2 separate regions of the Mus musculus genome follow, and region 2 is linked to region 1. Evidence: chromatin loops called from intact Hi-C (ENCODE). Cell type or tissue: heart. All regions are shown on one strand. Links, peaks and the distances in the headings refer to the core of each region. The heading gives the core; the rest is flanking DNA. Region 1 has its middle 55 kb from the start of Ipmk. Region 2 overlaps Cisd1 (CDGSH iron sulfur domain 1).

The links. A loop is a pair of places that touch in the nucleus more often than their neighbours do. Peaks named below come from ENCODE experiments on the same cell type or tissue, not always from the same donor. Only the 100,000 strongest peaks of a DNase experiment are listed, where the experiment ranks them.
Region 2: a loop joins it to region 1, with 9 times the contacts of the local background. A loop is called at or near these places in 37 of 42 quality-filtered maps.

Annotation. Positions count from the first base shown.
Region 1 is chr10:71,398,317-71,406,655 of GRCm38, forward strand. No RefSeq gene overlaps it. Among named protein-coding and RNA genes, the nearest start is that of Ipmk, 55 kb to the left of the region's middle. In heart, for the core only: a CTCF peak has its summit at 3,160 (motif pointing left); no DNase peak of the experiment used is centred there.
Region 2 is chr10:71,323,585-71,331,923 of GRCm38, forward strand. It overlaps Cisd1 (CDGSH iron sulfur domain 1), which reads right to left. Exons shown (of 3, transcript NM_134007.4): 3 at 6,910-7,542. The coding sequence ends at 7,453. Among named protein-coding and RNA genes, the nearest start is that of Gm20609, 17 kb to the left of the region's middle. In heart, for the core only: no CTCF peak of the experiment used is centred there; a DNase peak (open chromatin) is centred at 3,407.

The sequences.
Region 1 (8,339 bases), core at 27-8,026:
AGGCTGTGATTCAGAGGCCAGACCTGAAAGTGGCCCCAAGTGTGTGCGTGTGTGAAAACATCTCCATAAACATCACAGCTCCATTCCCACCAAACCACTAGGACAGGATCCCTGTGACTGAAGGCAGTGTCAGAGCTCCTCCCAGCCAGTTCTCCAATTAGACTTCCCAGGATGGAACTTGCATGCTGGCAAATCACAAGCACAGTGATTCACCTTAAGAGGATTGCTCGTGCCAGGCGGGTTATCTGTTTGTAAGATACACAATCCTGTTTCCCAGGAAACAAACTGATCCATCCTAGGTTCACAGGACAGATAAGAGTGGCTGGAGAGGGAAGTGTTTTCTTCTCTATGAGGGTTAAAGATCCTTCCCCAGCCTTCGTGCCTGCAGCTCACTCCATTTATTATTGCAAAGGAAAGTTTCTATGGAGTTACTCACACACTCTCCCTTTTCCTAGACAGACACAAGTCAGTAAACCAAGTGTTTTAACTTGCTTGTTAAAATAAGGGCTGCCCTTATTTTTAGTTTGCTGGCTCTGGTTCTTTTAGAAAACAGTTCACTTGGTTCAGAAGTTAAACTGAGAAATTAGCTAGCGGTAGCTAAATATTAGCAGATTGTTCCTGAGTCTGTACTCCGCTCGCTCCAGCACCGGAGACGCGCCAAGCCTTAGATGAGTATACTCACAATGTAAGAACCAAGCACTTCAAAAATACTCAGAAAAAATATTCAGATTCATCCCTGGTAATCCCTAACTCGATCATGTTAACACCATTTCCCATCTGGTTTTGCATATAATTTGAAAGCCAACTTCTGGTTTTTTTTTTTTTTTTTTGGTGGTTTTTGTTTTTTTGTTTTTTTTTGTTTATTTGTTTGTTTGTTTGTTTTGTGCACCACTGCTAGCAGATCTGGGTGCATTTGACCTTCCACACACATCCAGCTTTTGCCTTCCTCTCTCGTGACTCCCACCCTAGCTTGCCTCCTCAGCTTCACCCCAGGCTGCTCAGCAGAGCCCAGAGGACTCCAGAGTTCTCCATTGCCCCAGCTTCGCCCACCCGCCCCCGTGTAGCAGCAAGAAGAGTCACTAAAATGCAAATCAAGTGGTTCCGCCATGGATCAGAATCCTACAGCAATTTTTTCTCATACTTAGGTGAGATCTGAAGTGTTCACTATCTCTTCCAGAATCTTCCGTTCCCTTATCTGTGACTTTGTTCTCTTATATCATTTCCAGCCGCTCTTATCAGATAAGGTACCTATCTGACTAACACAGCAACCGCAGTTCTGGTAGTGTAGTCATTTGCACTCAGCCTTGGGGAGGGGAGGTGGGGGGCGGGGGACACAACCGGGACCTGAATGACGCCTGACTGTCACACACCCTCAGAGTTCTATAAGCTCCAAGTGTGTCACAATCAGGAAGGTTTTTCCCTGGACAAAAATCATCCGGTGCCTCCTTACACAGGGGATGGTTCTGATTTATGGCCTCAGGAACTTGAAGTGATTGCTAGCTTTAATAGTCAACACTGTCCTCTAACCTAGGATTATCTGGGAAGAGAATCCCTATGAGGAGTTGTTTGGAATGGGTTGGCTTGTGGAAATGTCTTCGGGGCATGGTTTTTGTCCTTTTAACTGATGTGGAAAAATTCAGCCTGAAACTTTGTTTTGGGTGTGTGGGTGGGGTTCATGAGAAGGGAGAATTAGGTTACTGGGGATATAGTTTAGATGGCTCTCTGTCTTGATTGGTAGTTTTCAAGTTACAGAACCCCTTCCCTACTGTGCATGTCCCTTCCCATGATGCCCCTGGTTTTCATCTAAGCCTCGCCCCCTAAGGCTGCACAGCCCTCAGACTAGCACCACAAAGCTGGGGACCGAGGTCGGAGTCATAACAATACCACGTGTTGTTTCTAGTTGTCATCACAGCTGTCTAAGGTAGGTTTGCCGTTTTGAGGCGGGCTTCAAACTCACCCTGTACAGGCAAGGATGACCTTGAACTCCTAATTCTCCTGCCTCTCCCGCCCAAGTGCTGACCATGCTTCACCAATCGAAACTAAGCCCAGTTTTGAACAATTCCTTTCAACAATGGAGAAAGGAATTCAGGAAGAGGTCATCATGGTTTGTTTAAGGTCCTGTTAATAGTTAAGAACCAGCCAGGATGCTGGGCGTGGTGGCACATGCCTATAATCCCAGCACTTGAGAAGCAGAGGCAGGCAGATCTCTGAGATCAAGGCCAACCTTGGTCTACAGAGTGAGTTCCAGGATAGCCAGGGTTGCACAGAGAAACCCTGTCTTGAAAAACCAAAAAAAAAAAAAAGAATCAACCAGGAAGAGAATCTAAGTTAGGCATTTGTTTTTATCACTACTACTACTACTACTATTATTAGTATTATTTATTATTATAATATTTACACATCTCAGTTTATATAGCTGCCAAACAGGTCATTTCTACAAAGGAGTTTAAACTAGATTTAAAATTTGCTCATCTCAGCTCTCTAGGTTATTTGACAGATTTATAAAATGGATAAACAAACAAACAAACAAACAAACACTGTCCAACGTGCTGTTGTGGCTGGAAAAATCTATAATAGAATTACATGCAGAAAATGACACATAAATGAGAAGTACGGGTTTCTCGGCTCCTGGGATTCGTGGAGGCACCCTGCATGGCAGAGGTGAAGAAATGAGGGTTGCCTTGTTCCCACTGGGGAGTACTGCATACCCAGGAACAGATGTTTTAAATGTGCGCGGAATTATACTGGCTAATTAGTTATATTTGTGACACAACGATGGTTTTCTGATGTTGCCAGGCAGCTCTGAGAGGAGAAAAAGTGGAATGCTGGGAGTGCGGCCAGATTATATAAATATAAAATGTCAACCTGCACATAAGTAAGGACGTTTCTTACGCACATACGTTAGTTCTCAAGATTCACCAGGGATAGAAAGTGTCTCTGTGTGTGGGAACCCCATAGATTTACTAAGATTAATTCAAGATATTTTTAGTAAATTTAAAAAATTTAAATGTGTAAGCTCCAAAGTCTTGTTTTAGAAGATTCCCTTCACCCTTAAATTTCTGATTTAATGTAACCTTGTAAAGCCCTGTTTAATGGAACAGCATCTCCCTCTTCCCTCCTCTGGAAAAACCCTAGTGACACCTAGTGGTGATTATGTATACTGCAAGTTGAAAGTTGATAAGGTGTTGCTGGCATTCAGATTGAAAAGTTCTACCACAAGGATGCTAACCAGCTTCTAATATTTGTGGACTATCATTAAAAGCCACTATTAAAATATTATCCGCGGGCTCATATAAAGTTCTTACTATATAAATATTCTCAAATAAGATGTCCAGATTTCAATCAATCAATCAATCAATCAATTTTGGTTTGATTTTTTGAGACAGGGTTTCTCTGTGTACCAGAGCCCCTGCTGCCTCGGAAATAGCTTTGTAGACCAGGCTGGCTTGGAACTCACAGAGATCCTCCTGCCTCTGACTCCCTGTGGATGATGCTTTTCCTTTCCAGGAGAGTTCCTTTGGAGCCCGGGATGCTTAGGTACTCCTAGCTGGTGTCAGAATTCGGTGTCTAGCCTACCTTCATGAAATGAAAAGCTCTCCCCTGACCCACGACACCAGGTATATTTACAGTGGTTGAGGAAACAGCAGATTAGTGACTCAGAGCTGGGGACTTTATATATATATATATAAAACAAACCAAAAACGGAGCAATACATGAAAACAGAGCGCCGACTATCTTTGGGTATTGGAAAAATCAACGAGGGGGTTCCTTTTAGGTTAGCTTTTCTCTTGAGTGTGTGCATTTACTTACTGAATTTTAAAAAGTCAACATAAAGTTTCAAAATACTGTAAAAACGTGCTTGAAAAAAACCCCGACTCCCCATGAGAACCGTTTTCCTTTCTTGTTCTCTTCTTAGTGCAGGTAGTAACTCCTGCAGGCCTAGGACGAAGTCCAGGGCACCGGGTGATCTGGCCTCAGCCTTGAGTGACTCCCTGCAGGAGACTCTGCAAGCTGTCTGACTTCATGGAGTTCAAGATCAAAGATTCATCCATGTGGGATGGAGTGAGTTTTATACTTACAATACTCTCAGAAAGCAGTGTTTTATTGCAGAAAAACCATCCAGAGAAACAGTAATTTTATTGGAGTCATGCAAACAGGAACGCATATAATACATAATAGCACAATTTAGATCCCCGTCCTGCCTCTATTTTTTTTTTAAAAGAACTTGTTTATTTTACCTTTTGTTTTATACGGTTATGTGTCTGCGTGAGAGCATGTGTGCATGAGTGTGGGTACTTGCTGTGGCCAGAAGGAGGGGCTGAAGTTCCAAGAGCTGGAGTTACAAGCAGTTGCTCTCTGTGGTTCTGGTTATGTACTTCAGACACAGGACCTGGAGGATCCAAGGTGGTTTTGTCATGAAAGTCTCCTCTCTAAAGAATAGTTTTTCTGACAACAGAAGATGACATGCAAGTTTCCAGGTGAGGAATGCAGCCAATAGTCCTACCCAGCCATGGTCCTACCCAGCCATGTCTTTGAACTAAAATAATGACCAGTGTGGCATGATGGTCCCAAGGCTGCAGTGGTGGCATGGACACCTTGGAAGTAATCAACAGCTCTCTAAGTGGACTTAAGACCTGCTCCACATGAGGGAAATCATGTCTGCTACAGAAGTTTAGCAATCAGGGCTAATGAAGTCATGGACCTTGGGCTAATGAAGTCATGGACCTTGGAGAAGAACGTAGAACTACCATTTTACTAAGCCAGCATAGTTATCCATCAAATTCTAAATATGTATACTTTTAGGTCTCACTCTTCATCAAACAAGCTTATAATAAACAGAGACCACCATTACAGAAAAGCACAACTCATCAAAATGCACAGAACAAATGACTATCCAAACCAGTGCACACACACACACACACACACACACACACACACACACACCGCACAACTAAAGATCATTGGTCATAACCAAAGAGGGGGTATAAGAGTCAGATTAATAGGAAGTTTGCTGTGAGATTGCATCTCCTGGAGATGGCAGAGAAGCTACACCAATGAAGACCCATCAACATGCATAAAGATGAAAGAAAACACTAATAAATATTCTGAGATGGTAGGAGGAATCTCATAGGCCTTCCTAAACAAAGAACTATAGGCAACTAAGTAATGTAGCGCACAGGGGTGGGGAAGAGCCTCACAATTATTCAATATCAAATGGCCATCCCTGAAATAGAGCATTATGTGTATATGATATATATATATCATAGTAACATTACATGAACATACTGTATTTATGTTTAGGGATTTACATATATACACACAGAATATGAGTGTGTGTACATAAAAAAGAGTTTGAGAGAGTGAGAATGTATGTGGGAAGTGTTGGAGGGAGGAAAATTATGTAATTATATTTTAATCTGAAGCCCCAAACCAACCAAATAACAACAAAAAAAGACAGGTTCCTGGAGCAATGAATAAAGCGCTGTCCAAGGTTCTGAAACCACAGAGGCCATCAGGGAATGACAGTTGGAAAACTTAGCTGCTGAAATTGGAAGTAGCGGAAGGCATGCACACATGCATGTGCAGTCTCACAAACACACACAAGGAGAGAAGGTAGAGGAATGAAGGAGGGACAAGAGAGCCAGTGAGTCCATTCCTGACAAGCTAGAAAGCATGAAGTTGGGACAGTCATTGACATCGCTTTCAAATGCACATCTGGCATGGAGCGGAGCTTTCTGTGTTTGCACACACATGCATGTGAATGTTTATGCATGTACTTAAGTGCGTGGATGTATATGTGCCCATGTGCATGCATGCTTGGGTGTACGCATGTGTTCACATGTGTATGTGTGTGTGCATGTATGTTTATGTGTGTACTTAAGGGTGTGGATGCATATGTGCACATGTGCATGCATTCTTGAGTGTACACATGTATGAGTGTGTGCGCGCATGTGCCTGCATGTGTGTGCATATGCATGCATGTGTGCACACGTGTGTATTGGGGGAAGGGAGTTTATATTTGTTCTTTTAAGCTCTCATTGGTATACATCACTCAAATGTATACCTAATCACTCAGTAGTTAGTACTCATGACTAAGCAACAAGGCTGTTGAAGACGGGGACAGACAGAGTCGTGTGCTGCACTCACTCTGTGAGGATGGAGGATAGCACTGATGTCTCATCTCAGGCTGCCATTATGGAGAATCATAGAAGAGGTGGCTAAAACAAGAGAGGTATTTTCTCAGAGTCTGGAAGTCTGCAGGTGTGAGATCAAGGATGTTAGCATGATCAGGTTCTAGTGAGGACCCACTTCCTGGATTGCAAATGGCCTCTCCTTGTGTCTTTAGCACAATGGGGACAGTACAGGATTATGGAGGTTTCTATAGAGTAAGCTCTTTGGTCTTGTACAAGAACCTTAACCCCACTACCAGGCCTCTTACTATGTCCCAGAGTAATTGAATATAGATTAAAGATAGTTAACATGCATTTCATAAAGGAAGATTTGCATCATACTTTTTTTTGGCATTTATTTAGCCATCTAAAGCTACTTTTGGCCTATTCCTCAGGTCCAGACTTCTAAGCAGCAGAAAACTCTTTATCTCCAGTGATCTGTTGGAGGATTTTACAGGGACTGAATCCTCCATGGATTCTGAGAACTGAGCAAGGGGTTTATCACTTCAATTTATCCTTCACTAGAGGACACAGACCACTCTCTGTCTCTTCTGTAGCCCTGGAAGCCCCTCTTTCATGATGAATCTTTGAGGCCCGTTAGACGGTGTCCACTTCCTAGATTCGCAGCTTGGTGGTCAGGAAGGTGAGTTCTGCTCAGTGGGGTCTGTGCAGTGGTGATGATGTCATCATTCTCGTCACGCCTTTTAAAGGGATAGGCTCCCATGTCTTTACCAATGTACTCTTCGTCTTGTGTGTGAGTGAAGGTGCTTGCTTGTGTGTTGAGAGCTTCTGGTGCCACTTCTAGGAATTTAGCATCTGTTCCTGGGCTCGGGCAAGGAAGTAGGCTCAGATAAGAATATTAGAAACAGTGATGATGGGGCTTTGTTTACTGCTTTGCTTGATGAGTACCAGGGGTGATCTCTTTGTTAATGGCCTTGCTTGATTACTTTGTCTTTGATCTAAGAACTGACCATGTTTTTTGGATGTACCTAGACGGATACAAAAGCAAACTGGGAAAAAAACTAAAGGTGCTTCAGCCTCAGCACTGGCTGGAGTCATGCTATTGTGTTGTGTAAGTGTCTTTGTCTTTACAATCCTCCCTCCCTCCCTTGAGACCCTGTTGACTGACTGAGCTGGCTTGGTCACTTGTGGGGGTCAGAGAGCACAGGCTTGGTGTCTGTCCTCACTTTCACCCTGTTTAAGATGGAGTCTGTTGTTTTGCCACTATGTATACCTGAGGGTTTACTGGGAAGCTTAGAGATTGTGCAGAGAGAGTAAATATACACTGTATCCACACAGGGTTGTAAATTCTTTCAGGAGACCTGGAAAAGGATCAGTACTTGTGGGTTTTAGCTACAAAGATCTGCATTTTTAGTCTGCCCACTGGGTAGAGTTTGTAAGTACGTTGTCATCTTAGCTTTGATGCTGATTCCTTAACAACACCTCAGGGATCATGTTGCTTAATAACTTCTCAGCCTTGTCATGTAAACTACTAGTTACCATAGCGACATGATCTGATCTGAAATGATACATTTCCAGTATCATTATTATTCTCCAAGACATGTCTCTGGTGAATGTCTAAAGCTATGCGTGTGACGGGTTTGACATCTCTGGCTGCCTGGCTCCCACTTTGATCATTATTTAACATTGTCTTAAGGATGCTCAGATGATATGTTGGAAGCATCTGGCTGCTCCACTTTTACTTTGGCCACTGTTTACGATTCTCCTGGATTCCTGATTCCCTATTGGTTTTGCCATCATAAGAACTAATTTGAATTACAGTTGCTCAGTGTTCTGTGTAGGCTTATAATCTTTACAACCTACTTTAATAAGGGTTCAACCTCTCCTTTAGTCTACCACATACCAGAGCTAGTGGAGAAGAAAAGTTATTAGAACATGGAGGTAGTAGACCTGTTTAGAAATAATTCTTTGGGATGATTCCAATCTTTGTTGTCAGGATATTAGCAGTTCAGTCTACTAGCTAACCACCTAACACGAATCACTAGACCAGTCCACTCAGCAGATACCACACATGAATCAGCAACTGCAGTCCAGTCCACTTGGCAGACACCACACATGAACCATCAAGGCAATTCAATCCAGAAGAAACCACAAGGCTCTCTAACTGGCCTGAGTCTGTGGAAGTAGCAAGAAGTCACAGGAACCTCA
Region 2 (8,339 bases), core at 184-8,183, 75 kb before region 1:
TTACAGATGGTTGTGAGCCACCATATGGTTGCTGGGATTTGAACTCCAGACCTTCGGAAGAGCAGTCGGGTGCTCTTACCCACTGAGCCATCTCGACAGCCCCTTGCTTCACCTTCTTGATTGCAGTGTTCACCCACAGCAGCTAGGAGAGGGACCGGTGGGTGTGTTTTCACCCAAGCCGAGGAGTGAACTCAGGGCCAGCAGCCCTGGAACTGGACCATCTGTCCTCCAGCCTTCCTGATCCTTTGTGGTGCTTGGCTGGCAGAAATTTGCCTTATCTGATCTATCGATCTAGTTTTAAGTTACTCTAGGACACAGAAAACACCACCACCACCAATTATCGACTGGCCAATTCTCTGGGTGCCCCGCCTTCTACCCGGTTGACACATAAAACTCCCCATTAAAGAGAATATCTGAAGGACCTCAGTGTGAGGTGGAAGTCTGCAGTCTCCACACAGATCCACGCTGTCCCAGGGAGGTGCTTAGCATGCTTTGCGGACCAATGCCAGCAACCTCCAGCGTGCTCAGAGGAGGTTCATTTTTGCTTGCAATTAATAAAGTATTTGTCTTTCCTTCTGTCTAACCCTGAGCCAACCACTTTGCCCAGGCTTGTCAGGGACACAGAGGTAACCAGGCATACCGGACGAAAGGGAGACAGAGTGATTGGAGATAGAGATGCTCTTTCATAAGTCCAAGAGGGTGAGCAAGGCCAAATAGACAAGGAGCTCTGGCTTCCAAAGGGACAAAGCCCAGACTGGTGGAGAAGGTGTGTTGCTTCAAAGGGTTCCTAGGACCCCAATAAGCCAGCCTGTCCCAGCTCCAGAGCCTTGTACCCCAATTATACAGCAGCTGCTGGTGCCAGATTACTTCAATCAGCTTTGGAAGCTGTGGCTAGGGTTAAGAGAGGTCAGTGGACCGGGCGTGGTGGTGCACGCCTTTAATTCCAGCACTTGGGAGGCAGAGGCAGGCAGATTTCTGAGTTCGAGGCCAGCCTGGTCTACAGAGTGAGTTCCAGGTCAGCCAGGGATACATAGAGAAACCCTGTCTCGAAAAACCAAAAAAAAAAAAAAAAAAAAAAGAAAAAGGAAAAGGAAAAGAAAAAGGAAAAGGAAAAGAAAAAGAAAAAGAAAAAGAAAAAGAAAAAGAAAAAGAAAAAGAAAGAGAAAGAGAAAGAGAAAGAGAAAGAGAAAGAGAAAGAGAAAAAGAGAGAGGTCAGGTCAGTGGAATGGGAGACCAGCAGGCTGTCAAAGCTGGCCTAGCACCTTATAGCAGGAGTACTTGTCTCAGCACCACTGCAGACACTGGTCAGCTAAGCCACTAGGAGGCTCTCCTAAACACTGGGTAAGGGACTGCCAGGAGAAATGGCTCAGCCATTATGAGCACTGGGTGCTCTTGTAGAGGACCTAGGTCCCAGTACCCACACCAGACAGCTCACAACTGCCACCAACTTTAGGGGGATCTGACGCCTTCTTCTGATTTCTCTGGCTGGGCACCTGTGCTCACGTGTTACACATACAGACAAACACGTATACACATAAAAATAAAAATGTATTATGCATATGTATTTGTGTCTGCAGTGGGTACACGAACATGTGTGCAGGTGTCCTTGGAAACGTAAGAGGTGTCGAATCCCCTGGAGATGGAGTTTCAGGTGGTTGGGAGCTGCCCAGTGATGCTGTGAACCCAAACTGGGTCCTCTGCAGGAGCGCGGACACTGAAGTAGAAACTTTAGGGGTTCTTTGCAGGTCGGCTGTGTTGGATGGTGTGTTGCTGGGGCAAACACATGAAGGCGTGTTTTCCTGAAGCGGACACAGGAAAGACTAAGGTAGCCTGGTGAAGGAACGTTTCACTGAAGCAGACACAGGAGAGAGGATGTTCTGCTAAAGCAAACCAGCGAAAGGACACGCGATGAAGGTTCTTTGCTCACAACACACACGTTGGTCCGCCTTACATGGAGTTTTGAGCTGCATCTGTTGGGACTCCAATGACTCAGGCTGAGTGGATGCACGTGCTGAGGCAGACAAGGCACGTAGAGGACATGCGAGGTTTGGAGGATACAAATAGGACTTGACAGAGTGAGGAGTGACAGAGAGAGCGCTTGGCTTGCCGGTATAGCTAGCTGTGTCATGCTTTCGGGTCTCGGAGTCTTCACTGAGCTTCACTTTGCTGAGAGAGGCACGGATGAGGACGTTCCTCCAGGCCCTTCCTGCTGACTCGAGCCAAAGCTGGCTCTGCTAGGTAGTGCCACGGCTGCTGATTCCTGTTTGCTCTCCCGACTCTACCGACCTGTGCTACTGGTGTATCTGTGAAGGGTTCGAGAGTGGATCAAGCTGCCGCTGCTAACCTATGAACCGAACTGCTGATTTCCAGACAACACAGACAGGAGCTGCTCTAAAAAACCTTTCAAAACAGGTCCACTGCACCCCACCCCATCCACCCATCCTTTGCCACTACCTCTGGTAGGTGGTGGGCTAAAACGGAGGTTGAAGCGTTTAAGAAGTACCACTAAAAATAAGGTTTGAAAAACTTAAAGTTCCAATATACTCCTAATCTCTAAGCCATGTCTTCAGTCCCGAACTGAGGGGGTGGGGACAAATGAAGCCGGTGACCTTGTGTTGGGGTGATGGGCTGTGTCAGGAACACTGGTGCGTCAGAGGGCCCCACACCTGTCCCTGCTGCAGCCTGAGCATGCTGGCTCAGAATGGCCTGGACGGACGTGTATGGGTTTTACCTTTGCAGTGCTGGAGCCAGCCACACTGTGTGAGCACTCAACCTAGCTGTCCCCTCCGCTGGGTCAGCAGCATAGGAATGTTGGTTCCTGGGTTGTGTTTTCTGCCTGCGAGCCACAGCTTTAGTGCTAATTGGATGCATTACAGCCAAACCTGTCAGGGCAGGTTACTCTGCATGTTTTCAAGGTTGGGGACAAAAAAAAAAAATCCCTTCCCCCCAAAAAACCAAAACAACAAAAACAATCTCTGCAACACACACACACACACACACACACACACACACACACCAAATTTAGCATAACAGACCAAACAATCAACACACACAAACAAAACAAGCACAATGGATTTTCAGGTTTGGAGAAGAGACGGCAGGGATGTCAGCTTCCAGCAATTATCTACATAGCGGAAGCTGCATTCCATCTCAGGTGTTAACTTGAAACAGTATTCACTGAAAGTTGCTGCTTTAGGCTCTAACGTTAACCAAAATTTTAAAACTTTCCCCTCAGGGATTAAAAACACTATAGATGATTTTCCAAAATCAGATGTCCAAACCACAGAGAAGTCACAAATGCCAGTTGCTGTAAGTGACCCCGCTTGGGGGTGAGGGTGACCCAACCCAAGCTCAGAGACCCAACCAGATGAGCTTGTTAGGGCTTGGTGTTGTAACAGAGTCTGTACACTAGGTGGCGCTCAGAGCCAAGACTGAAGCCAAGAGGGATTCGTGAAAACATCGGACTTGCAGGGTTCTGAAGGATAAAAATGAAATTCTCAGAAGAGTTCACAATCGGACTGGTGTGTTGGAAACATGACAGCGGACAAATTTAAAATCACAATAATGAGCTGAACATGTGGACAGATTGTGCCAATAAAGACGGAAGAACTTTCTGGCAGGGGTGGTGTGTGTGTTGAGGCAGGAGGATTGGGAGTTCAAGACCAGGGAGGGCTACATAGGGAGATCAATAAACACAAAAGAAAAGCAAACAAAATAATAAGAAAGAAAACAACCCTAAATAAACCCAAGAAAAAAGGATTGCTCGAAGAGACAGATAGCGTAAGAGATTGTATTTTACTGTCCAGCCCAATAGAGACAATTTGGGCTTGTGATGGTTGTGATTAAATTGATAACAATTTATCCTCAAGTCATAAGCAGACAGGCGATGATAAAAATCATTCTCAATGAGAACTGGGAGCCAGTGAGATGGCACAGCAGGTAACATGTCTGCCGGACGCCAAGTGCTGACCTTGTGTCAGATTCCCAGGCCCACGGGAAGGTTCCGACCTCCACGTGCCACACATACATCATTCACACACAGGAATAATAAATAATAATCTGGGAAATGTACGTGACTCTGTAGATTCTCCCGAGGCCTTGGTAAAGAAGTTCTGCTTGTCCTTCTGTTGGGATGGGTTGGAAACATGAGGTCTATTTTGTCTGTCACCAGAGACACAGAGGTACCGACCGGGAGGAGTGTCTTCCTGACTGACACAAGGCCGGCCTGACATTCCCCCAGCATGTCTGATGTGGAATGGCTTTTGTTGTTGTGCAGGGATATGGTGGCTAATAATGACTGTCAACCTGACAAGATGGAGAACTGCAGAAGGGACACCTCGGGATCTGTCTGGGAGGGGGGGTCCTAGACCGGCTGAGATGGCAAGGTCCTCCCACTGGGTGGGACCATTCCATGGCATGGGGTGAGCCAAAGTGGGCTGAGGCACCTGCATCCATTTGCTGCTTCCCGACCGTGGACTCGATGTGACCAGCTGTCTCATAATCTCTCTCCTGGTGGACTTGGACCCCCAAACTGTCAGGCAACAATACCCTTCCCTAGGTTACTTTTGTTGGATATTTTGTCATAGCAAGGAGAAAGGCCACTAACTCAAGACACGTAGGAGGTCACACTATAAGTAGCACCTCTAGTTGGCAGTCCTACTGGCTAATGAAAAGCCTTACTCATCTTTGCTCTCTACAGCAATCCTGGCGATTTCAGCTAACCTATTCCCGTGCGCAATCCCTCCATGGAAGTTTGAGACAAGCTGTGGTACTCATGATTGGTCCTTGCACACGGGATGCCCCTGAGCTGACTCCCAGTCGGGGCTTCTTAGGCCCCTTTGCTTGGGAAAGGCAGATGCTTATCGGATATTCATCTTTTGGAAATCTTTCTTCAAAAACAGGATGGTTGTCACCTAACGTCTCTAAAGCATTCAAAGCTATTATTAATTTTCCAGGAACCCGAAGTGCTGAGCTCACAATCAGATTCGAAAGTTTAGTCAAGCATTCAAGTGTGTCGACATCTTAGTAACAAACACATTCTGGAACTTTAGACAGGATGTTGGCTTGGTGCATCTTAGACTTTGTGACTTCATATGGACAATAAATGGCTACCACCTTCTTATTTTGTCAAGGAAAATATTTAAAGGAGTAGATACTACTACTACTAACATTTCATTGAAGGATATTTCAGTACTGTAGATGTTGGTATAGTCTTACAATAAAGAGTAAATTCATGCTGGTAACTTTTAAATTATTTTTCATTCCTGCATAGCTAAAAATTTGTCCTTGGCCATAATCTGGGGACAAATGTCTCACTTAGCACAATCACGTCATTTAAAAAGCTGTGGAATGAAGCATTTCTGCCTGTCAGGGAGAGGTGCACCGTGGTAGCTTAGGCCTGCGTCTCTCGCATGAGAGAGGCTGAGGAAGAGTCTGTGTTTCAAAGCCAGCTTGAGCTACACAGTAAGACTGACTCTAATCTTGGCAACTAACCAATACAAAGAGAGCATACACCACTTATGCAACTAACTGGGGACATTAGTCAGTGTTTCTCTTAAAGCCAAGTGCCACCATAATGGGTAAAAAGAAATTTAAAAACTCCCACCTCGTTGGTAGCAGTTATCATTTATGAAATCACCCTTATGGTAGAGTGTCATAATTAAAAGCCTATCTCACAAGTTGTATCACAAATTGTGATATTCGGTTATGGGGGGGCTGTAGACATGGCCATCTGTGGGATAAATGTCACTGTCTCTAACATGGCTCCTCACACTGCAAACCCTAGGTGAATTCAAGATCTTGATGCAGAAAAAGCCCAAGTTGCCAGTTTCCCCTTCCAGGGCAGCCACCGAATTTATGTTGGTCTGAAATTTGGAGACAAACCCTGGCAGGGCCAGTTGGTCCAATTTGTTCATTTAAAGGCTGGAAAATGGGCTGGGAACATGGCTTAGTGGTTAAACGCCTGCTGTGTTTGCATGAGGACTGGGCCCTCCAAACCCCTGTAAAAGCTCGGTGCATCTGGAATTACAGCATCTACAATGTGGCCACAGCCAAATGGATGAGACCACTGGCACCCGCGTGTGACCACACGTCCCATAGAACACACAACATTCACATGCTTAAAAGAAAAGGCTGAGAAGCCAAGTGGCTTTGCTTGAGGTCAGTGAGTGGGATAGAGAAGCCAGCACACTGCTCGCCAGAGGCTCAGGTGGTCAAATGAGGAAGACACTTGGAGCCTCGGGTGCTCAGGCAGAAGGGCAGCCATTGCATATTAGTTAACACAAGCCTTCAAGCCTTAGTAAGACAAAGACTGTACAGTGGAAAGGACGGGGCCCGATTTATCGTCAAAGATGGTGTCTTTGCTAGCTTAAGCCATCACTCAGTGGGAAGTAAAAGCTCCCTAGGCCTCTGATGGGAACTTGTCACTCTCAGCGAGGCTGTGGGACTCTGACATCAGTATACTTGACCGCGGGTGTCTAAGCATCATCGACGCCATCAGTCTGATGCCCTCTGCTCTTGGGCTGGTGCTCTAGATCACTGCATGTGCATAATCATACTCACAAGCTCGGCGCATGTGTGTGTACAAGTGGAGGCCCCAGGTTGGGAACAGTGTCTTCCTGTATAGCTCTCTGCTGTATTTATTGAGGCGGGGTCTCCTGTTGAACAGACTTCACTAATTATGGCTGGTGCAGTGGTCAGCTTGCTCTAGTGATCCCTACCACTGCCTCCTGAGCGCTCGGATTACAGGCAAGCCGCCATGCCTGCCTGGCTTTTATGTGGGCACTCAATCCAGAGCCATCGCCCCAACATTCTTCCTGACTACCTAACCCACATCCCCGTGGCCTGGATTTCTGCTAGCGGTGTCTATAGTGGATCCGTTACAGAGCCACAGAGATGAACACAGAGGGAAGTTGCTGCCCCTTTATTGGTGACCCGGGCAAGTTTAAGGAGAACAACATTAAAGCACACAAAGTGTATCCATGTCACCAGCTCAACCAGGAGGAGTGAGGGTCACGGCAGGGTTCTCCCATGGTGTAAGAAATCAACGCAATTTCATCACACCCCGTTACTTTCCAAGTTAACGAACCGATAAGAAAAGATTCTCCCTTAAACTGACAAGTACAATGTACATGTACATGATTTTGGAATAATTTAATACTTTAACCTCAAGATACAACTATATTCTAAGACCATTATTTTAAAGGAACGGATCCTTACAAGACCAAAATAACCCATATAGCACGAGGTTGGTTTAGCCTTTCTTCTTCTTTCAACAAACGTGCACCACATGTTTCAGTAGCAAGGCCGATGCCATGGATATGAGAGCTGTGATTTGCAGGGACCAACCACATCTAGAACCGGGGAGGCCAATCAGACGGTGGGTTGGGTGCCATTCTACGTAAATCAGCAGGTGACATCACAACACGCTGGGTGCAGCCTCGCAACTGTCCATTAGGTTTCCTTTTTCTTGATGATCAGAGGTCCTACGTTGTCGCCAGTCTCTTCGTTGTGCTTTATGTGAGCCCCATCGCAGAAGGGGAACTAGGAAGAGAGAGAGAGACACCATGAAATGTCTGATCCCCACATCGATCTGTGCTTGGCAGACAGGTAGTGACACCTGATTCCCACACATCAGAGCCTGTATTTCTCTTGGTTAGCACATGAACTTCACTGAGCAGGAGGAAGAAACAGGAAAATACCCACTGCTATTCAAACTTCTGACGTCCGGTGATGCAGGCTAAGGCTTTGGTCTGACCACTCAGTGGCTATAGTTCTAGTTATCTATGCCTACTGCCTAATAATAATAATAATAATAATGAAAATGATAATGATAACAACAATAATAATAATAGTAATAATAGAAGTATGGTGAGGATTGAATCCCAGGTTATGTGCATACCAGGCAGGCACTCTACCTATAATTATGCCCATGGCTCTAGTTGCAAGAGTTCAAGTTTATCATATTAAAATCAATTTGTAGTCAGGTGTGGTGGCACACACCTGCAATGCCAACACCTGAGAGGCAGAGGCAGGAGACTCAAGCATTAAAGGCCACAGTGTTTGGGTCAGCCTCCATTCCAGTTGTTCAGAACCCACGTGAAGGTCAGGCTGCACATCTGTTACATATGAGGATATAAAGTGAATAAGTTAAAAAAAGAAAGAAAGAAAGAAAAGAAAAAAGAAAAAAAAGTTAAAGGCCAGCCTAGGCTGCATGAAAAAAATCCTTTTTCAAAAAATAAAAAGAAAAATCAACTTGCTTGCCCCACACCTGGTATTTTCCCTTTAATGTGGTTCATAGGGACATTTTATTTTCTTTTAGAAATATGATTTCTAATGTT